Regions from separate parts of the Homo sapiens genome. Here region 2 is linked to region 1. Evidence: chromatin loops called from intact Hi-C (ENCODE). Cell type or tissue: CD4-positive, alpha-beta T cell. All regions are shown on one strand. Links, peaks and the distances in the headings refer to the core of each region. The heading gives the core; the rest is flanking DNA.

Region 1 (11,119 bases), core at 2,133-10,132:
TCCAAATGGAGAAATATGAGCTGAGTCACAGTGTAACTGGGTGGCTTAGTAATTGAGTGAACAATACAAAAGATGGTGATTCATGAAGACATGAACCTGGAGGGTAGTTTCTATGTCATGTCACAGGGCTCTATTCCTGGCCTTCATATTTTTCTCAGAAATATGGATGACACACAGAAGGCAGGCATATCGAATTTGTAGATGACAAGAAACTGGAAAATAAATATGTTGCATGACAGAATCAGAAACCGTAGATCAACTGGTTACAATGGCAGGATTTTCAACTCTCACGACAATCTTTTTTTTTTTTCCCTAAGATCTCTGAAGAAGATTCTGTAACCTTCTTCAGAAAAATCATAAAATAGTTTAACAATGACCACTTGGCAAGGATAGTGTTGAGGTGATTCAAGCACCAGATGGGTGGTTCAGCTAAGTGACCTTTAAGGTCTCTGCCAACCCTGAGTTTTTATGACTCCAACTTTAAGAATCTTTCTCATTTTCTGAGATCTCCAGAAGAGATTTCCCAGCCTTCCTTGGTAACCCACAGAATGTTTAACAACACTCAAGACAGCATTTCCTCTTATCTTTGTCTTAATCTTGAAGTATTTTCTAAAATTTTTTTTTTAAACCTTATGTTGTTATCATGTTTTCCCCACTAGCAGAAGTTCTACTAGAAAATGTTCTAGTGCAGATGAGCATTCTACATCTGGAAAATTTTCCCTGTCAGAATGTTTTAGATATGTAAAGAATTGTATTTATTTTATATCCTCACAATATCCTAGGGATAGCCCTTCAAGAAATTAATTTAGGATCACAGCAAAGCCATTGAATTCATAAAATGACTAAAACCACCTCCACATGGTGGCTGTCCTTCATTTAAAAAAAAAACTTTTTTAAATAGAGTAATAACTCCCCAAATAATCCTCCAGTTCAAATGCAGTTTAATTTAAGTATCCTATCAATGGCAACTGAATATATTCAGCAAAGGATGAGATTTCCTTTTTAACAGCAAGATTTTCCCCCACTTACTCATTTATCTCCAAGGCTTCATGAGCTGCAGAAATCCTAGCTTGGGGGTTTCTCTCTCTCCAGGCTTTCTGCATTACTATTTAAGAAAAAGAGAAAACACCAAGTCAATCCATACATATAATTAGGTAGACTCAGTAGAGGACAAGAGCTAAATTAGGAGTGTCAGCTTAAATTACAAGAACATATTTCATTGCTAAGAGGGTTGGCCAAAATCTCCAAAGTCATATTAGTGTATTAATGTGCTATTCCACAGTATTTCAACTGCTGATAGCAAACCTTTTTTGTGCTCACAAAACTACAGGCTAAGGAAATCAAGAAAAGGCACTCTAACAGAGATTTTGCGTGTCTTTTGCACATTAATGTCATTTGTTCTTGGAGAATATATTTTATGCATTTTGAGATGACATTGCTACCAACCTTTTCATTCACTTAGATACAACATAATTGGTCATTTTCCGAAGCACTTAACACAGACTCTTGGTGTTAGAACATTCTGAAACCATTTCAAGAATTATGCGTGGGTCAGTAAAAAATGCTTAAGCTTTTGCTTAACATGTGTACTTATATCCCAAATTTACCTGCAAACCTAGCTTTTATACATCAGAGCAGTTTCTGAACATATGGTGGGAAGCTCAATGGGAATATTTACTGTACCATGATGTTTCTACCATAGCAAAGAGTACCATTTTACAAAGGAGTAACAATCTCCTTATTTATTTTATAAATTTGTATTTTATAAATTATTTTAGAGTGTGTAGAGGTTCCCTTTCAAAAACATTTTTTCACCTATTTACTTTGAATAAATTTTATAACAAAAAATTTCAGTTGAATTATCTGAAACTCAAGTAATGTAAAATACACACTAAACAAAGTATTTTCTCAGATGGAACACACATCTAGACTCCAATAGCCAAGGCCATGACCCCATTCGATGCTAGTTAACCTATAAATAGGCAAATAAAAGTCACTAAAATATATTCATTAATCATCTGAATCCAGTAAATTCCAATTTCTACTTTGAATATCATAAAGGAGATAAGGCCTTCATGCTAACTCAACCAAGAACTTCATTAGCTTCATATAAGATTCATATTTCTTTAAAATATATAAAACCAACTTCGATATATTTTTAAAAATCATGATTCAAATTATTATGAGGGGACTCATTTCAACATAAATACTTCATTGTGATAAAGGTTTACTTAATTATCAGAGTTCTGGGTTCTTATTAGTCAATCAACAATTTAATATTTTATTCATTGGAGTTTTACAGAGTGGATATTCTAAAAGCAGAAATCTTGACACTTAAGCCAAAAAGCCCTCCCATTCAGAAGGATGTATGGATTTTTCATACTTGCATCTGCGGGACGCAGATGGTCCGAGTCACAAGTAAAGAATGTCTGGTGGTCTTGGGCAGAGAGATTCATGTCATAGTAAGTAAGAGGCTCTCGTCCTGTCACCCAAGTATACCTGCAAAGGAGAAATAAGATGATTAGACACTTTTGAGAGAGAAAAGCAAGACCTATAAAATATTAAGCTGCAGAGGCGTTGAAATATAGACCATTAACTGAATACTAAAATAGCTTTGCTAATGAATAAAAAAAATTTTTAAAAATCATCTTATTCTCCCTTCAGGAATTATATCAGTCAAAAGAAATAAACATTTTCTCCTGTGTTTTTGTCTTAAAATTTACTAGCCCTTGCTAATGAAAACCTTCCCTAATTCATATTATGAATAGACACTTTCCTAAAGCTATGAAAATTCTAATTTGCCTAATTACTTTGCTAAACTAAATTCCAACATAACTTCTGCGACATCTCTATAACCATATTCCAGGTAAGCTTCAAAATGTTTTCAATGTATAGTATATATTGAAAAGAATAACTGTTAATACAAAAACTCTAAAAACTACACATTTTTGTACATTATCCCAAATCTAGTGCTAAAATATTTATAAAACAGAAAAATCAAAACATTTGAAGATAGTATTAAAAAATGGACGCACTACATAGACTGTTACAATGACCCCTAAATGAACCAGCAAAAACATTTGCTGCTGTCTTTGCTCTCTGAACCAGACCCATTTGTTTCCCAAGCTGTCAAAATGCTTACCGATTGTATTCAGCACCCCTAAATAAATTTAGTGGATTTCGCCATACTTTGCATTCTGCAACAAAGAGAAATATGAAAATGTTACGCGTAAGTTCAGTGACACTACAAGCTAATTAATTCAGCAAAACACCCTTCCTGCCATTTGATAAGATAATTCTATTCACTACCCTTTACATGGGAAGCAATGTGGAAAAACTCTGGGTGGTTAATCACAAAATGTGGCTCAGGCTCCGGGACTTTGGAAAGTTTTGCCTAATCTCTCTGGGCCTGAGTTTCCTCACTTGCCAAATCAAGATGCATGCCAAAATCAGCTAGTTCATAACTCCTAAAATTATTTCAAGAGGTCCAAACTGATTCTATGAATTTACTTCTAAAACCTTATAGATAAAAGTATAGGCAGAAGTAAAACTATTTTCTGTCAGTCTAAAACATACCTCATAATAACGTTGTACATGACAAGACAAACTATAGAGTATAATATGCAAACAGCCTTATAGTCTTAATTTGGGTTCATGCTAACAGTGATTTTATGATAATTTACCAGTTTGCTTTTGCCTTACAGGAAAGGAATAAGAAAATTAATAAGATTACCATATTGTAGGAAGAAATGCAATTAAAAGAAATTGTCTCAAAGCATTTTAATATCATTTACTTGCACAGATACATATACTAATCATCATACTAATATCATCATGTTAGCACATCCTAATAGGTCATACCTCTTTATTATACCAGGACCACAGAAATTTAGAACAAAAGGACTTTAACTTAGAAAAGCCAAGCATTAACTTTAAGACTGTGTTATAATGGTAAGCATATGACTAATAAACTACAATTCTTTTAAAACAGTCTATGATTAAGACTTTCTACTGATTCAGAATACTAGATTTTGGATGAATAAGATTTTATTATAAAAAAATCAGTTAATAGTATTCAAAACATCTATGTGCGTGTGCAACCAGCAAAAACCACATCCAACAACATATGTACAAAAAAGTGAGCAATTATTGCAGAAATCCAAAGGACATTGAAGGCCACGTGGTGATTCATTAGGATCCTACCCTCAGTCCTGTACATTCAACATCCATCCATCCACTGAGCATTAATTTGAGCACCCACTGGAGGAAATAAGTAAACCATCAATTTCAACACAGTGTGATAATGGAGAACACAAAGCACTCTGGGAACATGTGTGTAATCTCAACAAATATTTGTTAAAATAGTAAAGGATATACACATAACAGGAATACGTGTTTTCATTTAAAGAAGATGTACTTATTTCTAAATTAGGGCAGGATCCCACTTAAAATTTACACAATATTTATAAATAATGGCCCTAAATTTTTTGTCACTTAGCTTAACTTGCCATTTAGAAAATGATCTTTGTCCACTTAATTTAGCATCTCTGAATTTTGTTCTTGTGAAACTGAGATTTGATGGCTGTCACTTCATATGGCATTAACTACAAAATTATGCTTCCTGTAATTATTTTTTCTCCCCTTAGAGGAATCACTAACACCTTGACTCCAGATCATGGCTTGAAACACACTGGTGAGCTCAATAACCATAATCCCTGCTCTTATGGCTATTATAACTACCTGGACCTCACCACTGCCAACCCCTGCTCAGAGAATCTCTTTTAAGATTCAAAGTGCTCTTCTTAAAGCTTCATGAATATTGCAAGATCTGTATCTAGCACAAAATAAACATGAATATAGATTTATGGATAAGGATCCTCGTGGTAGAATTATTTACTATAAAACAAGGACATTTGGGGAGATGCTTCTCCTCCACAGAATCTCATCTGAAATATTAGTAAAAAGGCTAGGGCAAATATTTTGTCTCCAACAAATACATCATCATACTACCTGGAAGGATAAACACTGTTTAAACATCAATTGACAAATCACAAAGAAAACTGTTTTCAATTAAAATTTCGACTCTATTATATATCAGATGCAATTGAAATTATTTCTAAACAAAAAATAACTCCAAAGATAAATCATGTATATACCTAAAGTATTCACTGAGCAGTATCTAAAGATGCTCTTTATTTAAGAAGTGTCACAATACAGCCAGCAGGGGGTGCAGCAAACATTGTGAAATATTGCTTTTATGACTTCCATTAGAGAACTGAGCTTAAAAAGAAATCTGTGTTAACATTGGTGTCATATATGTGTGCTGCATTCAGTTTAACTATCCCTAAAACTTAGAAAAAAGGATCTAAGTAATTGTAACAGATGTAAACTGTTCTAAGTGAGAATAAAACATGTAATGAAGAAGTATCTAAGAAATGTCTTCATTAGTTATGCCCTTTAAATTGAAGGTGCAAGACAGGTATATTTTTATTTTAAGAAACAAGCAACCTAGAGGTCACACATGAGCACATGTCAAAGTTGTGCTTTAAAATTAGGCCACAGCTATGTTAATTTCTTCTTTGTCCCTCTGTTCCATAATCTTATCTTGTCTGCAAAAACTCAATCTAGAATCACTCTAGGTAACATACCTCATAAATATCAGGCTATGTGATGGTTTAGTGATAGAGACAAAGGATGTAAATGCCAAGCATATTAGAATATGAAGATTTAAGTCAGGAAGTACTTAGATCTCTAGAGGGTAAGAGTTTCTTATGTGTTCCTTTAAGGAATAAATTCCTTATTTCAAATCAGATTTAAAATTTTACCTCCAAAAAGGAATTTTCCATTCTCCATTAACATCAACAATTTTAATGCCCTCAAGATGCACTAGAAGTTGATTGGGACTTCATCATGAACTTGCTAATATCAATAATAATATAGTTAAAAATATACCCTTGATACAACAAACATGCTCTCTATAGTTCCATATGCAGCAATTCACAGTGCAGTCTCTACTCACAAGTGCTGACAGAAATGTTCCATCCTTAGCACACATGCAAGAATGAAATTCAAGAAAAAGGGCAGCAGCAAATATTGAATAGCACTTGCTTAGTTCCCAAAGTCTGCGGAAGAGATTCCCTACTTTGTCATAATGAGATCATTACAAGCTTCTTTGTGAGAGACAAAGAACCTAAAGAATAATGTTTACTATCTACAGCTAAGTACTTCTAAAAGCAAGCTCTAATCCTTTTTTTTCAGCCCTCCCTCTCACTATTCCCTACTAAAACCTTCCATCACAATCATACTTATTTATTTCATGTCTTTTCATACTCTTCTACTCTTCTGCAATGCCCACCCCATCACTCATAAGACTGTGTGGTTTAAACATGTATTGAGTGGGTAATTATGCATTAATCTCTCAATTAGGCCATGGGTTACAAAAAAAGATAATAGCTTATGTCTTAGAGGAACATTTAGCCTTGGCAGAAAAGTGAAAAGGGTATTGAACTAACTGGCACCCACCTGAAGAAGCTCTACAGAGGGAATAAATATTCTGAGAGAACCACAGACTTTTCCCTTTGTCACAATACTCAAGAGAAGAGAACTCAATTCTCATAAAACAAACAAAAAAAAGGCTCTATAGTCACAGAGCTTTTAATCACACAGAAAGAAAATATTATTCTACACCCAATTTAACTCTGAAAACTTTTTTCTAAAATTAAAAAAAAGATAGAAAATCCCTAGTCATGGGGACTTCAAAAATTATAAATTGCTAATTCAAGGCCCAGAAGGGTTTCTTATACTAAAAAGTTACCACATCTTCCCAGAATCTAAAGTATGGATAAGCATGACAATGTTATTACAAACAGTAGTAGCAGCAACTTTTGTTGTTGCTATGAGCTTGATTTTCATGGATCCTTTCTGTAAAGGGGCTTAAAGCTCGATTTATCTACATTCCTTACATACATTAGTTAGGGGTATATATTACACCCTTTTTACATAAGTAAAAAGTACAGAAAAGCTAATTTCCCTAAGGTCTATGGTAAATGAGATTAAGGCCTGGTGTCCAGACTGCCCGACTCTTATCCATTACATGCAACAAACCTGTTAAACCCTGCAACATCATATTTTGGAAATATTGTGAATCCATCAGTTAGATTTTTCACTAAAGAAACAATTTTTAAAAACTCCCCTGGAAAAACATTAGGAACTTTTTAACACTTTTAAACACTTTAGTTTCAAAGTACAACAGAAAAGGGTGCTAGCTAAAGTTTCATTGGCTTGTATTATAAAATTAACCCCAAGCCAGTCAATTTCTGACAAGTGATTGTGCATATGTTTATTAGCTTTGATATCTCAGAAATGAATACCCAATTCTCTACATTATTCAGATCAATTTAAAGCAATCATTATTAGTAAAAATATCCATATTCTTAAATAATTAAGCTTTAACTGTTTCATAACTTCAAAATGTTATTTTGAAACAATGATTAGAAGTAAAGGCACAAAAATATGTAGGTAGCTTTCAATTCAACAAATATGTTACTATCTCAAATTCTTTATGAAATAACAAAAGATATAAGTAAATGTGAATTTTAAGACCATTATTTTGGCCTCCTATTCAAGATAATGTACCACTTTCTTCAAGAATACTGTCGAGATGGTTAAATCTGTAACAGCATCTGTCATGCACTTCTCATTGGTCATTTTTCACCTAAGTCAACCAACCCTACCAAATAATGTGGAAATTATGAAATAACTTTACTAAGTAAGTGTTCACTAGCTACTAAAACTATTTTAGGTATTATCATCATTTAACTGGAGACCTAATTTGTACTAGAGCACAAATTTTAGTGTCAAAGGATTTTAAAAAGATGTGAAAAACACTGGCTAAGATAATCACTTTCAACACATCCATTAGATTTTGGTGAGTTTACCCTCATTAAGACTATTAGAGAGCAGCCCGAAAGGTCCTTGACATGTAGCATTTTGCAGTTTTGCTGAGGGATATATTTGAAATGAAAGCACTGAATGGCCTGGATATAAAGAGTCACTCAGCTAGTGAGTAAGCCCGGCTGACCACAAAGCCATACCTCCAAGTGACTGCCATTCTCCACAGTCGTATTTGTAGAGAAATCAGCTCATCTGGGCACACTGCCAAATGGCTGTCCTCTGACCTGACATTTCCACATGACCTCATTTAATGCTGAAATGACTTTATGCAGTAGACATTACTGCTATTCCCATGTTTGCAGATTAAGATACTAAGACATAGCAAAGTTAAACAACTTGCCCAAGGTCACACACAGAAGATTAGGACCACATCTGTCTGACCCCAGAGCCCGAGCTGTCAACCACTGGCAATCCTGCCACTGAACTGTTCCTACAGTAAGTTAGGTTAATGTCACTTCAGAAATAATGTCATCCACTGCAGTACAGAATTTTACTAAAATTATTATTTTAATTGCTTAATAATTATGTTAATCTTGGTTTATACACCTCATAGAGGTTCTGGACAAGGTCAATTCAATTTTTTAAAGTGCTTAAGAACTTGGATTGTGAAGTAAGACTACCCAGGTTATCCGCCATGTGACCCTGGACAGATTACTTCACCTTGCTATACCTCAGCTCCCTTAACTATAAAAGAGAGATAATAATAATATCTGCTTCCTGGGGCTATTGTGAGGATTACAAGAGACAATATCATATAAAGCTGATAGCAGACACTAAGAGTGTTAGTTATTATTATTGGAACCAAATGGCTTCTTATCGATAAAATTATTTGTTCTAGTGCTATGAAAATTTGGGACCGACGAAGGTCTTGAATATATTTTTTTTACTCTACCTAAATTTCTACATCGCCATTGTTTTTCTTTATGATCTGAATTTAATCAGCACTTAAATTGCTTCTGGCCATGTAATAAAATTTAATTCAGAATTTAGAATATATACATTTATATAGAATTATTAAAATTATTTAGAATTTGGAATATACATATATACTTATGAAGATTAAAAGGAGATGATTCGTGACAGGAAGCCAAGTGACTATCCAGTTTGTTTAAAGATCCAATTCTATGCAAGAGGCTATTAAAGTATCTCAGAGAATTTAAACTTGACTTTGGCAGGGATATTTTTCATGTGACAGAGCACTCTCCACTTTTCCCATTATCCTGAAGAAGGTAAACACTGCAAACCTTTGTCTTTATGGCATCTTATTTGAGAACAAGGCAAATTATCAAACAGATGTTCCTATAAACTCAAATTCAGAATGTTACTGGGCCCTTTTAAATGCCTATTTATCATCAGCTCATAAACTAAGCTGAATTAAGAAATGGTAGTGAGAAACATGGTGATGTGGCAGAATATATCAGCAGGGTTTATCAGAAACTGCATATCTGAGAGGAAAACAGCAGTTTAGCTCCCAAATAAAGCAAAACCAGTGGAATGGACACAAATGCTAACTTCAGCCAAACAATCTGAAGTTTGAAGTAAGAAACTGTATAATTAACTACATTTCTCCACTGGCCCGCAGATAAAGATCACTGCAAATTGTGAGCAAGTCTGCATTCAGGCCACTTTGTACAAATCCAGAAGTTTAAAAATATATGCACAATCTGCCTGTAACCATAACAACCTTTCTCACTCCTCACTCCACCACCCCCATCCCAAGTCGTTCTTAGGTAGGCCATGTTTTTCAGCTTTTATTCAAAACAAATTATTCCTTAAGGAAAGAGCTACACTGAATTTTCATATAGAACAATGTTTATAACTGATATTTCCCCTTTATTCTTACTTTTTTCAATGATTTTCTCAAATAATCAATAAAATACCATTACACTGCCTTTGCCAACATCCATGAGACTTTGTGAGCCATGTTATATTTCATGTACAATTCAGCAAAGGGCCATCTTATGATGCTCCAAGAAAATCAATAGATTCACCCTTCTGTTATTAAGGCAATAGTCATTTTATTATTATGAAGGCAATGGGAATTTGTAAACAAGTTTAAGAAAATACACTGATAACCCTCAGCTTTGGACCTTCTTGATACTTAGCATTTGAAATGAGACTATGAAATAGAAAGTGATTAAAAGTAGAGATAAATTCAGACAATGTACCTAATGTACCCTTTTAGTATTTTTCTTATTCAAAAATCAAAATCACCACAAAAAAACAGAAACAGCAATGGTATTATTCCAGTGGTATCTGGCACTTCCAAACTAGCATACATGTTTGTTTAGCTGAGTCAGCCAAATATCAGAAGCCCAAATGTCAAGAAGTGGGCAGATGGAGACCTAAATATACTTAAGACAAGTTAATTTCCATTTTTCTAAGGATAACTATTTGAACACTGTTATGATACCAGAAAATAAATGCTGTTATCTATTATACAAGAAATGAATGGAAATATAGAATGCATAGTAGGCACTCAGTAAATACTAGTAGATGTTAATATTAAATGAATACTGGTAGATAATATTATCATTGAACTAGTAATAATATCCAAAAGCTCAGTCTTAGCCAAGTAAAAAATACAAACAAAAGTGAGAATTTCCACAGGTTATCCTCAGTGAATGAATTCATTTCTTCCATGATAATTGCAGAACCTTGTGTCTAACTAGATCTGATCACATCACTCCTCTGTTTAAAAAGTATCATTGGTTCCCATTCCACTGAAGATAAGGCCCAGGTTCCAGATTCCTTAGCACAGCATGAGCTACTTGGCAACTTTGGCTTCTGTCACAATCCAGTCCCTTTCCCATATGTCCTGTTTTCTAGTCACATGAAGCCAATTTTTATTTCTCGAACATGCCATGTTTCTCATGATGCTCTGCCTACAAGTCTCCCTTTTCCCTTATTCATCCATCCAAATCACTATCCAAATCAAATGTCACCTCCTGGGAAGCCTTCTCTGATAGTCTGTACACTATCTCTCTACTTCCATTAATCTTTAATATTTTTACCTTTAGCAACACTTACAAAATTGCATTATAATTTTTAAGGCACGGCTTTATTTCTAGCTTCTTGTAGCATCCTATTTCTTTGAAACTCAATGAATCAATGCATGAGTGCATGCAAGGCCTGTACTTTCTCCTCTTATAAAACAGGTGGGAAG
Region 2 (11,119 bases), core at 1,226-9,225, 890 kb after region 1:
TGTTTATTTATTTGTGCTATACTGAGTTGATAGTTTTAAGAGAGTATATAAATCAGTTCCCATATTTAACACAGTTTTCAAACCTCTAAATTTTCTAAACTGTCCTATTGAGCAGTTCTCTCTCCAGATTCTCCATAGGATGTTAAGAAAAGTTCTATGGGGAAAAAAAGGGAAGGGGATTCAGAATTAAGTTAGTTTAAAAGTCTTTTTCATGATTCTTTTAAAAAGGTGCAAAGGTGGATTGGCAGATTGGGAAGCTCTAAGGTGTGGGGATGGAGGAGGGTTATTTGTATAAAAAGTTGTTTGTACAAAAAGAATTTAGCACCATTAACACATATATATGCAAACATTAATATGTATGGAGGAAAGGGAGGAGCGAGGGGGAGGGAAGGAGTGAGAGAGAGAGAAAGAGCGAGCCTGGGAGAGCGAATGCAAGAACAAAACTACCAAAAGTATTGCCTCAGACAAATAAACATATTTACATTTTCAAGCTGAAAAAAATCAAGAAACTATCCTTTATTCTCCCAAAAGAAATTTTTTTGTATCACTATTTGTAAAACTTACTATTTTTCCAAGGCAAGCAGTAGAAACTAGAGTGCTTTGACATGCTGCCAGCATTCACAGTGATTTAAAAGCACGGCCATGGCATTGCTACAAACCATAATTTAAAAGGGTTGGAAGCTGCCCTTTTGTAACAGGGATATACATATATGGATTTAAGTGTGGGCCTCTGTGACAGAATTCAACACAAGTATTAATCCATTTATGGTAGGGAATTTTTAGTTTTCACCCAGCTCTAAATCAATCAGAAATTCTGAACAGATGTATGTTATAATCAAGTAACGCATTTTTAATAAAATGCAACTGTTTTATTAGGAGACTTTAACAAAGGTAAAGCAAAACAATAATTCTGTTACTTAATATGATAAATGACATGGTTGCAATTATATTAATTATACCTTCAATGTGAAATAACTGGCTATAAACTCCTGGAAACCTTGGGTCTGTGTCATACATTTCAATAAACACTCTTTATCTCTATATATTACTTGAAAGCATTCCCAGCAGATAGTGTTTCTTATTGGGTCATTATTAGGCTTCCTGAACCTTTTATTTTCCTCTACTGTTGTAATCATGGGCACACTGAAAAAGGAGAGAGCTCACAGTAAAAGTACACCTTTGTCCACAAGGATGTCTGTGTCACAACAATCACACTTCAGAGGCGACAGCCTGGTGCAGTTCAAAGTTCACTGGCCCTGAGAGTGAAAAATGTGCATTCTAATATCTACTCTGCCATGGAGAAAGGTTTTGGAAAACTCTGAGTTCAAATTCAGCTCTGCCATCTATAAGCCATAACTTTAGTAAGTTATTTAACTTTCCTACGTCTTTGATTTCTCATACATAATAAAATAAATATTAGGAGGATTAGGTACAATCAGGTACATACAGTGCTGTGGTAAGCAGAATGTTAACATGGCCCCTATGACTTCTGTCCCCTGGTGTTACTTTCATGATTATGTTACTTTTATATGGCAAATGGGAGATTTTCCAGGCGTGCCTACTCTAATCATGTGAGCCCTTAAAAAGCAATGAATTTTCTCTGGCTCGCAGCAGAAGAGGAAGTTGGAGGCATGTGAGGTGCAGGAAGGATTCTAAGCAGTGGTGCTGGCTTTGAAGATGGAAGGCATTGTACCTCAATGAATGTGACTGGTTTCTAGAAGCTGAGAGTAGCCAGCCCCCAGCTGACAGCCAACAAGGAAACAGGGACCTTGGTTCTCCAACCACAGAAAATAGATTCTACCAACAAGAATGAGCTTGAAAGCAGATTCTTCCCTCGCACTTAAAGGTGAGTACTTTTAGCCTGGCCAACACCTTCATTTCAGCTTTTTGAGGTGCTAAGCATAGACAGCTAAGCCAGCTCCCCTATCCCAGACTTCTAACCTGAAAAATAATGGATGTTGGCTGGGCACAGTGGCTCATGTCTGTAATCCCAGCACTTTGGGAGGCTGAGGCTGGTGGATCTGCTGAGGTCAGGGGTTTGAGACCAGCCTGGCCAACATGGTGAAACCCCGTCTCTACTAAAAATAGAAAAAATTAGCTGGGCGTGGTGGCGGGCGCCTGTAATCCCAGATACTCGGGAGGCAGGCAGGAGAATCACTTGAACCTAGGAGGCAGAGGTTGCAGTGAGCCGAGATCGCACCATTGCACTCCAGCCTGGGCAACAAGGGTGAAACCCCATCTCAAAAATAATAATAATAATAATAATAATAATAATGATGGATGTTGAGTTAACAGTTGTTGCTTTAACTTGCAAAGTTTGTAGTAATTTGTTATGCAGCAGTAGAAAATTATTACAAGTGCTTACTGGTGTGTGACACATAGAAATCATTCACAAATTATATTATTAATAACTCATGGGCTCAAACAAGTCATTTTAACTTCCTTTGGTTTAGGTCTTTGATCTGTAAAATGAGGTTAGACTAGTTAAGTTACAAGTTCACTCTAAATTCCTAATAATTAATTTTTAGTCTCCTGCAACTATGGTGATACACCTTGATCCGGCATCTTCCATTCACCTCTCCAGATTCATTCTCCATGCCTCAGTACTCTGTGCTATTTCCCAGAAGGCTGATCCTTAAGGACTACACCTGTGGGATCCCTTGTCACTGGCAATGGGACAATGGGAGGTGCCAGCAGAAAATCAGAGTGATGAAGAATGAGGTCTGGGTATTTATCTCCTGGCTTTCTGTAAGTATACAAGGTGATAAAAAGGAAAATGATTCCTAACAACTTGGGGGTATGTGGAAGCAGGGGAAGGGGGTGCTGTGGGCTGAACTGTGTTTCCTCAAAGTCATATGCTGAAGCTCAAACTCCTAATGTGACTGTATTTGGAGCAGGGGCTTTTAAGAAGTAAAGTTAAAAGATGTCACAAGGTGAACGTCACAATCCATTGGAATAGGTGACCTTATAAGAAAAGGGAGAGAGATCTCTTCCTCTCCAGACACACACACACACACCCACACACACCAAGGAAAGGCCATGTGAGCACGTGGTGAGAAGGCAGCCGTCTGTAAGCCAGGAAGAGAGACCTCACCAGAACTCAACCATGTTGGCACCTGATCTCGAACTTTCCAGCCTCTAGAACTGGAAGAAAGTACATTTCTGTTTAAACTACCAGGTATGTGATATTTTGTTATGGCAGCCTGAAAAGACATACATGGGCAGGGAAGACTTCTCAGAGGTATTTCTTGAGCTGAGACTTTTTGTTTCCTAGTGGTGGGAGGTAGGGTTTTCCAGGCAGAGAACACCATGCAATAAGGCACAAAATTTCAGGGAATAGTATGTATCAAGCACTTGGATCATAGAGTGCTTGGAAGGGAAGTGGAAGAGGCTGGAAAAGCAAGCAGAGGCCAGATGTTAGGGTTTAATGTCAAAGGCCAAGAAATTTGCCTAAAAGAAGTCCAGTGGGAAACTACTGAGGGTTCTTAAGTCATCTGAAGTATGTAATAGTATCCATGTTCAAAAGACCATTCTTGTGATTGTGTGAGAGGCCAGACTAATAAAGAGGTAGAGAATAATTTAACTCTGATTTTTGAAATGTGCCCGATGGAGCCCTCAGGGTCCTAAGTCAAGGATCACCATGAAGCTGGAGGAGGAGGCTAAGTGGGCAGGGTCATGGGATCCCATGTCTACTTCACCCACATAAGTTCTGTGGCCCTAGACTAGACCTGGAATCTTTGTTACACTCAGGACAACTAGTCTAGAATATTTTACTTCAAAGACTGTACTGAAAGAGGCTACATAGGGAGGTCAAAGGCACCTGCTTCAGCTCTTTTAGCTATGGTGAAAAAGTCAGGGAATTATCAAGAATTCTGAGAGAAATGTGACTGGACCCATGCCAGGAAGATGTCAGAACTACTAAGAAATACCAATGGGGTGGACTGTTATCAACCCCAGCTGAATGACAGGCCATATGCAAAGTCCTAGACTATTATGGCTCTTAGATTTTCAGACTACACCCAGTTGATTAAATGAGTCTGTGTGATAAATTGAAATGTAAAAGGTTATTTTCATGCCATGGAGATCTGCTCTTGTCGGATATATTTTCATCTGAAAATATCGATTAAAATGATTAATATAGACATAACAAAAATGACTAACTTGCTTTAGAGAAAAGATGATATCTCTTAGGAATGAGCTTTAAAATCTCACGAGCGGTTTTTGGCAACTGCATAGCAGAACTAAAAAGAATGCAGGTTAAGTATCTCTTACCCAAAATGTTTCACAAGTAAAATAAAACAGAAGTGTATCAGATTTCAAATTTTTTTTAAATTTTGGAATATCTGCATAAACAATGAGATATCTTGGGGATAGGGCCCAAGTTTAAACATAAAATTAATTTCTGTTTCATATACAGCTTATGTACATAAGCTGATGGTAATTTTATACATATTTTAAATAATTTTGTACAAGACACAAAGGTTTGAATGCATTTTTGAATGCAACCTGTCACACGGTCAGGTATGTGAAATTTTCCACTTGTGGCATCGTGTTGACACTCAAGAAGTTTTGGTTTTGGAGCATTTTGGATTTTGGATTTTATGTATTATAAGATTGTAAGGTAAAAACTATGCCCAGGAGAGGGCAGTGCAGCCTTCTGTAAAGTTAACTAATAGGCCCAATAGAAAATAGTGTGAGCATTAAGAGCAGAGATGTTCTAATTCATGAAAACTATTTTGTGTTAAGTCACTTTACCTTTTTAAAACATGAGAGACATACTGCCACTTCTATGTCCCTTGAAGAGACAGCACAAGGGAGAGCTGCTTAAGTCTTGTAAAAAAAAATTCTGGAAAACTTTAGCTCCCTAAAACTGAAGAATTGTATCAAAACTGAAGAACTGTATCAGTTCTAGCAGGTTTCTACTGACTTTCCTATTTTAAACAATTATCTTTGTTTCTGAAAACTGATTCAATAAACTAGTTTTTAAAAGAGATTAATGTCTAAAATTTTATTTGTTTATATTCTCCTTTAATTTACACTGTACACATCTCCAAGAGCTGATGAAAGTATTCTAAACGGTTTCCTGTGGAAATCTGTAGTACAGAAGTGTTTCTCAAATGAGAGTCATCCTAACAAGGTAGCTGCCATCCTAAAACTGTATAGTTATCTTTATTTTTTTTTCCTGCTAATTCTAACTTTGAGCAGACTTGTGAATTACCACTATGGACTTGACAGTCATTCATAAGCACAGGTTTCAAATACTGATTTTAGATTTATATGATATGCAGTAGTACTTTCAAAACAACCTAAAGATAAGATCTATAGAAAATTCACATTTTTGACTCACTAACATTGTCTTGTGTATATATGCACTTCATTCAAACCAAGACACTACAATTAATTTTTTTCTTAAAAAAATTCAAGTGTTTCAATGGTTTTTCACTAGTAACTTTACAGCTAAAAATTTTAAAGAGATCTAAATTCAACTTCATTTCCTGATAACTAACATATACATGCTTGATTCAGTATTCATATTTGTTTACGGAAAATGTAGACATGAGATGTAAAGTTACCAATTTTTAAGAAGAGAATAATTAAATTATTAAACAGGGCCAGGCATGGTGGCTCACGCCTGTAATCCCAGCACTTTGGGAGGTTGAGGTGGGCTGATCACTTGAGGTCAGGAGTTTGAGACCAGCCTTGCCAACATGGCGAAACCCCATCTCTACTAAGAATACAAAAAAGAAAAATTAGCCAGGTGTCGTGGCACAAGCCTGTAATCTCAGCTATTCAGGAGGCTAAGGCAAGAGAATCGCTTGAACCAGGAAGCGGAGGTTGCAGTGAGCTGAGATCACACCACTGCACTCCAGTCTAGGTGACAGAATGAGACTTCGTCTCAAAAAAAAAGTAACAAATAAATTATTAAACAGTCCTGGAGGATTACCACAAACTTATTTACCACCAGAAAGATGATATATTCAGTATTTCAGGCTCGAAGGAAATCTTAAAGACAGCAAGCAAATCCAACAACTCTAAATAGTTATTATGGTCCAATTCACTAAGTCAAACTTAATGACAGTAAGACAGAACACTTTTTATGTTGTATTCATTTCTCAGAAAAGACAGTAACAGGTCTGCAACTTAGCAACCATGCTGGAGAACTCGAAGATATCTCCACTGTCTGAGGAAGTATTGCAAAAAGTATAAATTACTAATGTGGTTGCAGTTTTCAAAACAATACCTCCAGAAGTGCAGTTCGAATCCTTCACATTTTTCTTTGCATTTTAAACAAGGGGCTCCAAATCCTTGCTCGTGACCTAAGCCCATCTGTTAAAAAGAAAACATCATGAATCTGTTATTAGATTCTTTACAAATCTAAAAATTCAATAAATTGCACTTTTAATTCCACTTACCACTTGTGTTGAGATAACTTTCAAACAAATCTTATATTTAGTCAATGATGATACCCAGGTATGTACATGGCAGTTCCAAGTACATACATAACATATTTTATATTCTGATTGCTTTTTATCATGAAAAGAAAAGCATCAGAATATAACTGTATAGAAAACTACAAATATTGCAAATAACAAAAACTCATGAATTTATGTCTTTGGCCACTACTTGCCCCATAGTACAGCCCCATAGCACAATAGGTACAACACTCAGAAAACTATACCTTAAAAAGCAAGTCTCATCCTGAATAACATATTTTACATCAAACAAGGAATTAAAGATTTTAGGAATTACAACTGAAATATTATTTTTATTATGATAAATATTATTATAATAGCTACAATATACACTTATTGAATGCCAGTGCTATGGCTTTAATGTCCGTGCTCCTCCAAAATTCATGTTGCAACTTAATCCCCAATGTACCAATATTAAGAAGCTGGGCCTTTATGAAATGATTAGGCAGTTAGCAATGAGGGCTCCACCCTCATTGATGGGATTAGCCCCTGAGGGAGTGAGTTCCTCTCTTCCATCTCTTCTGAACCTTCCTCCATGTGAAGATGCAGCAACAAGGTGCCATCTTGGAAGCAGAAAGCAAGCCCACACTAGACACTGAGTCTGCCAGTGCCTTGATTTTGAACTTCCCAGCCTCCAGAACTTGACAAATAAATTTCTATTATTTATAAATTACCCAGTCTAAGGTATTTTGTTATGGCAGCAGGAATAGACTAAGACACAAGGAATAGAGGTAAGTACTTTACTTATATCTCATTAAAATCTTACAGAACTATATAAAATGCTTACAAAGTAGGCAATATGATTTGCCATTTTTGAAATGTTTTTGCTGAAACTCAGAGACTATGAAACTTGCTTAAGATCAAAATGTTAATAAATGGTAGAGATTTGAGTTCAAGTCTTTCTGACTCCAAGGCCTGTGCTCTTCTGCCTGAAGTTGTAGGGAGGCAAGGAGTGGAGAGCTGTATTATCACCCTTGCTATAGCAAACCCTTTTCTTCTTTACCATATTAAACAATAGTCTTTGAGAACTTGCTGAGACATGGCCTAATAAGTGGAAGGAGTGGGGTGCAGATGGCAGAAGGACACAAGGTTGTAATTAAGCTCTTTTACCCAACGACTGATATTGGAAAAAAAAGAGTAGCCAGCCTTACATCAGTACAGTGGCAAACCACCAGTAATCAGATTACTCTGTGTTTTAAATATCACATCAGTGACCATGAGGAATTAGTTACTGGTTAGTGCCTAGAGTAGCAGTTCAAGCTGGACAAGTAATAGGTATTTTTCAATGGCCCTCTTTTGTAACTTTACCAAGCTGTGTTTGTCACTATGCAATCAAAACCACATTGTAACTGGTTCCTTGAAAGATCAGTCTGACATGTCCTGAAGTTTAAGTGAAGCCTTTCCTTTTGTCCTAAAGAAAATGACCACATCCTTTTTCCATAATTAAGGCCATATTCAAACCCAACTGGTCCACACAGTTGCTTAGGAAAACCCACAATACTTTTAAGTTAGACCATATAAAGTATACTCTCTAAAGAATAAACAACTGTCCAGCATTAGCTAAGCTTTATCATCTTTGCCATGTCCATATTACCAATTTTCAAAAGAAATGAAAGTCTTTAAATTGTATATTTAGTGTCAACACTAAGCTTTTTTTTAAAGCAATTAAATTGTTTCCTTGTCACTGATGATCACAGTTCACACAGTATGGAAATAATGTAGGTTAAACAAAAGACAGAGGGAAACTTTTCTGGTCTTGTGTAATAAGCATAGTTACATGTTTTCTCCATTACAATATCCATAGTAAAATGAAAAGCAAATCCAAAAAAGTTTTCTTTTTCAGGCCCTTTCTAATTTTCCATTACAGAAGAGTTAGTTCTGAATGTGCCTGGAGTATGGATATGATTCATACTATGTTCATGCATCTCCTGCTAAATAAACTCTAATCCCAAATGAAAATTTTGATTACATTATTAAGGCTTAATCACATAGCTTAGCTTAAATCAGAGGCTTTTAAACTCTCTTTTATATAATTCACAACATGGAATAAATTTTACCTCATGACAAAGAACTTGCACATACACATACAAACTTACATGTGTGTATAAAATCCTGATATTTGTGGACAGATAATATCTAGAAATATGCTTCTGCCTCTAAATTAAATGGCCACTTAAATTCTTGCATGCCTTCAGATTGGAATTGCCTGGTCTGAACAACACTGGGCTTATAAAAGACTGCAAACATCCTGGAACAATACCATCTCATTCACTATTTCTGAATCCAACTTGAAAGTTCAGCAAATGTAACTAGAACCTCCATGAGTCAGCAGTTTTTACACTAAGGCTTTGGAGTAGCTCGCTACTGACTTACAAAGTCAACTTTGCAAAGGGGCAAGTTGTTTTCTCCTACCAACTTTTTATCTTTGTAAATCAAAAATAAAATTATAAACCCATGAAGCATCTGAATGGACCCCACCTCTTGGCCAAGGTCATTCCAAAGTGAGCCTGAAAAACTAGTTCAGGCCATGATAGGAAATGGGGAGCTGGGGGTGGGTGGGCGCTGCTTCACAGCTGACCAGCATTAGCAGAAACACAGAGACCTAAGACTGACAGAACAGACTCTGATAAGAAACATTGACAATCTATTCTCTCTGACACCTGCTACCAGGAGGCTTCATCTACATGATAAAACCTTGGTCCTTACAAGCCCCCTTATCATAACCCAGACATTCCTTTTTTTGGATTTCAGGTCTTTAGATAATAAGGCTTTCAACTAATCACCAATCAGAAAATCTGTGAATCTGCCCATGACCTGGAAGGACCGCCCCCCACCTCCAGTGGTCCTGTCTTTCCAGACTGAAGCAATGTACATCTTTCATGTATTGACGGATGTCTGTAATATGTATAAAACCAAGTTGTAGCCTGACCACCTTGGGCACATGTTCTCAGAGTCTCCTCAGGGCTGTGTCATAGGCCATTGATCACTCATATTTGGCTCAGAATAAGATCTTCAAATACTTTTACAGAGTTTGACACTTTTCATCAATATATTCTTAAAATAGCTATCATTTTATTTATTAGAATTACTAGAGCTGGTGGTATTTCATGAACTGCTGCTCTTTTAAAGTCTCCCACATATTCTTATTCTGGACAGGACTAGGCATCTCCCTCATGTAAGAGATCAGGAAAATAGAATCCAGAGAGGAGGGATAATTTGCTCCTGGTTGCACAGCTACTCAATAGCAAACCAGACCTAAAACTCAGCATCTGGCTCCTGCTCTACTGTTCTTTTGGGGCAGAGGACTAGCGTGTCAAATGGGAGCTCTTGTCTTCCAAAGAGTCACTAGCTAATTTCTGCCCCAAAGAAAAGAACTTTCTTTTCCAGAAACACTCTTGCACCATCTCTAAGTGTAGATGACTTTCTGAGAGCTTTAAAAAGGAAGACAAGATAAATAAGGAAGGCTGGGGAAGCTTCGCTGAAGGAGAGGTGCATGAATTACAATGGAAAGGCTGAGCAGTATCTAATTTGGCTCAGAGAAGTGCATTCAGGGCAGAGGAAACACCATACACAAGGCCTGTGGCAGAAGAGGGCAAAGGAAGAGCCAAAAAATTGTAAAGCACTTTCAGAGTGACAGGGCTGGCCTTGTAGCAGGCGGAGTACTTTGTTTTGTTTTCCTTTTCATTTTCCCAAGGAAGAAACTAAACCTCTTGAAGCATTCAATGCCATGTCTTAGGCTACCAGCTTAACAGAGGATGACATCCTCAGAGACAGGAGAGACTGGTAAAGAGGAAAGCCACAGGGCAACAGGGGAGGGTGAGGAGCAAGAGCACCTCTCAAGCTCTGCTAGCAGAAGCTCAGGAAGCCCTCACAGGGACCAGGAGACCAGGCCTTGGGAAAAGCAGTAACTTGAGAAATTGGCTCTGTAGGCCGCTCTGGAAAACCCAGAAAGTATTGTTCCAGGGTTCTTTTGCCCTTGGGACCTGCCTGGAAGGCCAACTTAATCTCTTTATGGACTCTTTCCAGTTAGATTTGTGACTGCCTGGAAAAAGTGCCCCTCTACCTTTCCAAACACAAACACTTTCATTTTCCCCACATGCTCAGACCTAAGTGTGAGGGAACTTTTAAACATCACAGACAGAGAGCAAGTAAGTGAAAGAGAGTGGAATGGGTCACGGCAATATGATACACTTTCTCCTACTATAACCCAATGGAAGCAGTCCTAATTAAAAACAAACACACACACCAAACACAAACAAAAATGACACCAAGTTTTCAAAATCACTTTTAGCAGCTAGAGAAATTAGAGTTTCAGACTGGCAATAAACTTGTTTTCCTGAGAACATTTCAGTAAGAAATTTATTTTATAGCTATAAGTATATAGCTACAAAACTTAAATCTCATTGATACCAGCACTGAAGATCTCTGACTTATGCCACATTATTGGGTGAGAACTTTTTCCATATTTTTATCCTCTTTATCAACCCTCTGTTAGGAAACAAAAACAATGCCTTTCCAAGAAAGAAGATACGTGATTCACACTCTAGCATTTTCCTTGTTTAGGATGTGCCTAGTTTCAGATTGAATTATAATTTAGAATGCAGTTGTTAAATCCAATTTATATTATAAAATTACACAGTAGCAGA

The links. Peaks named below come from ENCODE experiments on the same cell type or tissue, not always from the same donor. Only the 100,000 strongest peaks of a DNase experiment are listed, where the experiment ranks them.
Region 2: it touches region 1 in a loop (4-fold over the local background); 2 of 110 quality-filtered maps call a loop at or near these places.

Annotation. Positions count from the first base shown.
Region 1 is chr7:117,121,871-117,132,989 of GRCh38, reverse strand. It overlaps ST7 (suppression of tumorigenicity 7), which reads right to left. Exons shown (of 16, transcript NM_001369598.1): 4 at 3,143-3,197; 5 at 2,384-2,499; 6 at 1,030-1,105. All of the region lies in intron 2 of ST7-AS2 (ST7 antisense RNA 2), which reads left to right. Among named protein-coding and RNA genes, the nearest start is that of ST7-AS2, 18 kb to the left of the region's middle. In CD4-positive, alpha-beta T cell, for the core only: CTCF peaks have their summits at 5,018 and 5,217 (motif pointing right); DNase peaks (open chromatin) are centred at 5,219 and 8,129.
Region 2 is chr7:116,229,742-116,240,860 of GRCh38, reverse strand. It overlaps TES (testin LIM domain protein), which reads right to left. Exons shown (of 7, transcript NM_015641.4): 2 at 6,242-6,327. LOC124901730 (a long non-coding RNA gene) reads left to right here. Exons shown (of 4, transcript XR_007060485.1): 3 at 1,612-1,846; 4 at 2,585-4,993. Among named protein-coding and RNA genes, the nearest start is that of TES, 25 kb to the right of the region's middle. RefSeq lists enhancers at 10,026-10,105, 10,176-10,245. In CD4-positive, alpha-beta T cell, for the core only: CTCF peaks have their summits at 4,421 and 4,622 (motif pointing right); a DNase peak (open chromatin) is centred at 4,650; H3K27ac peaks cover 401 bases.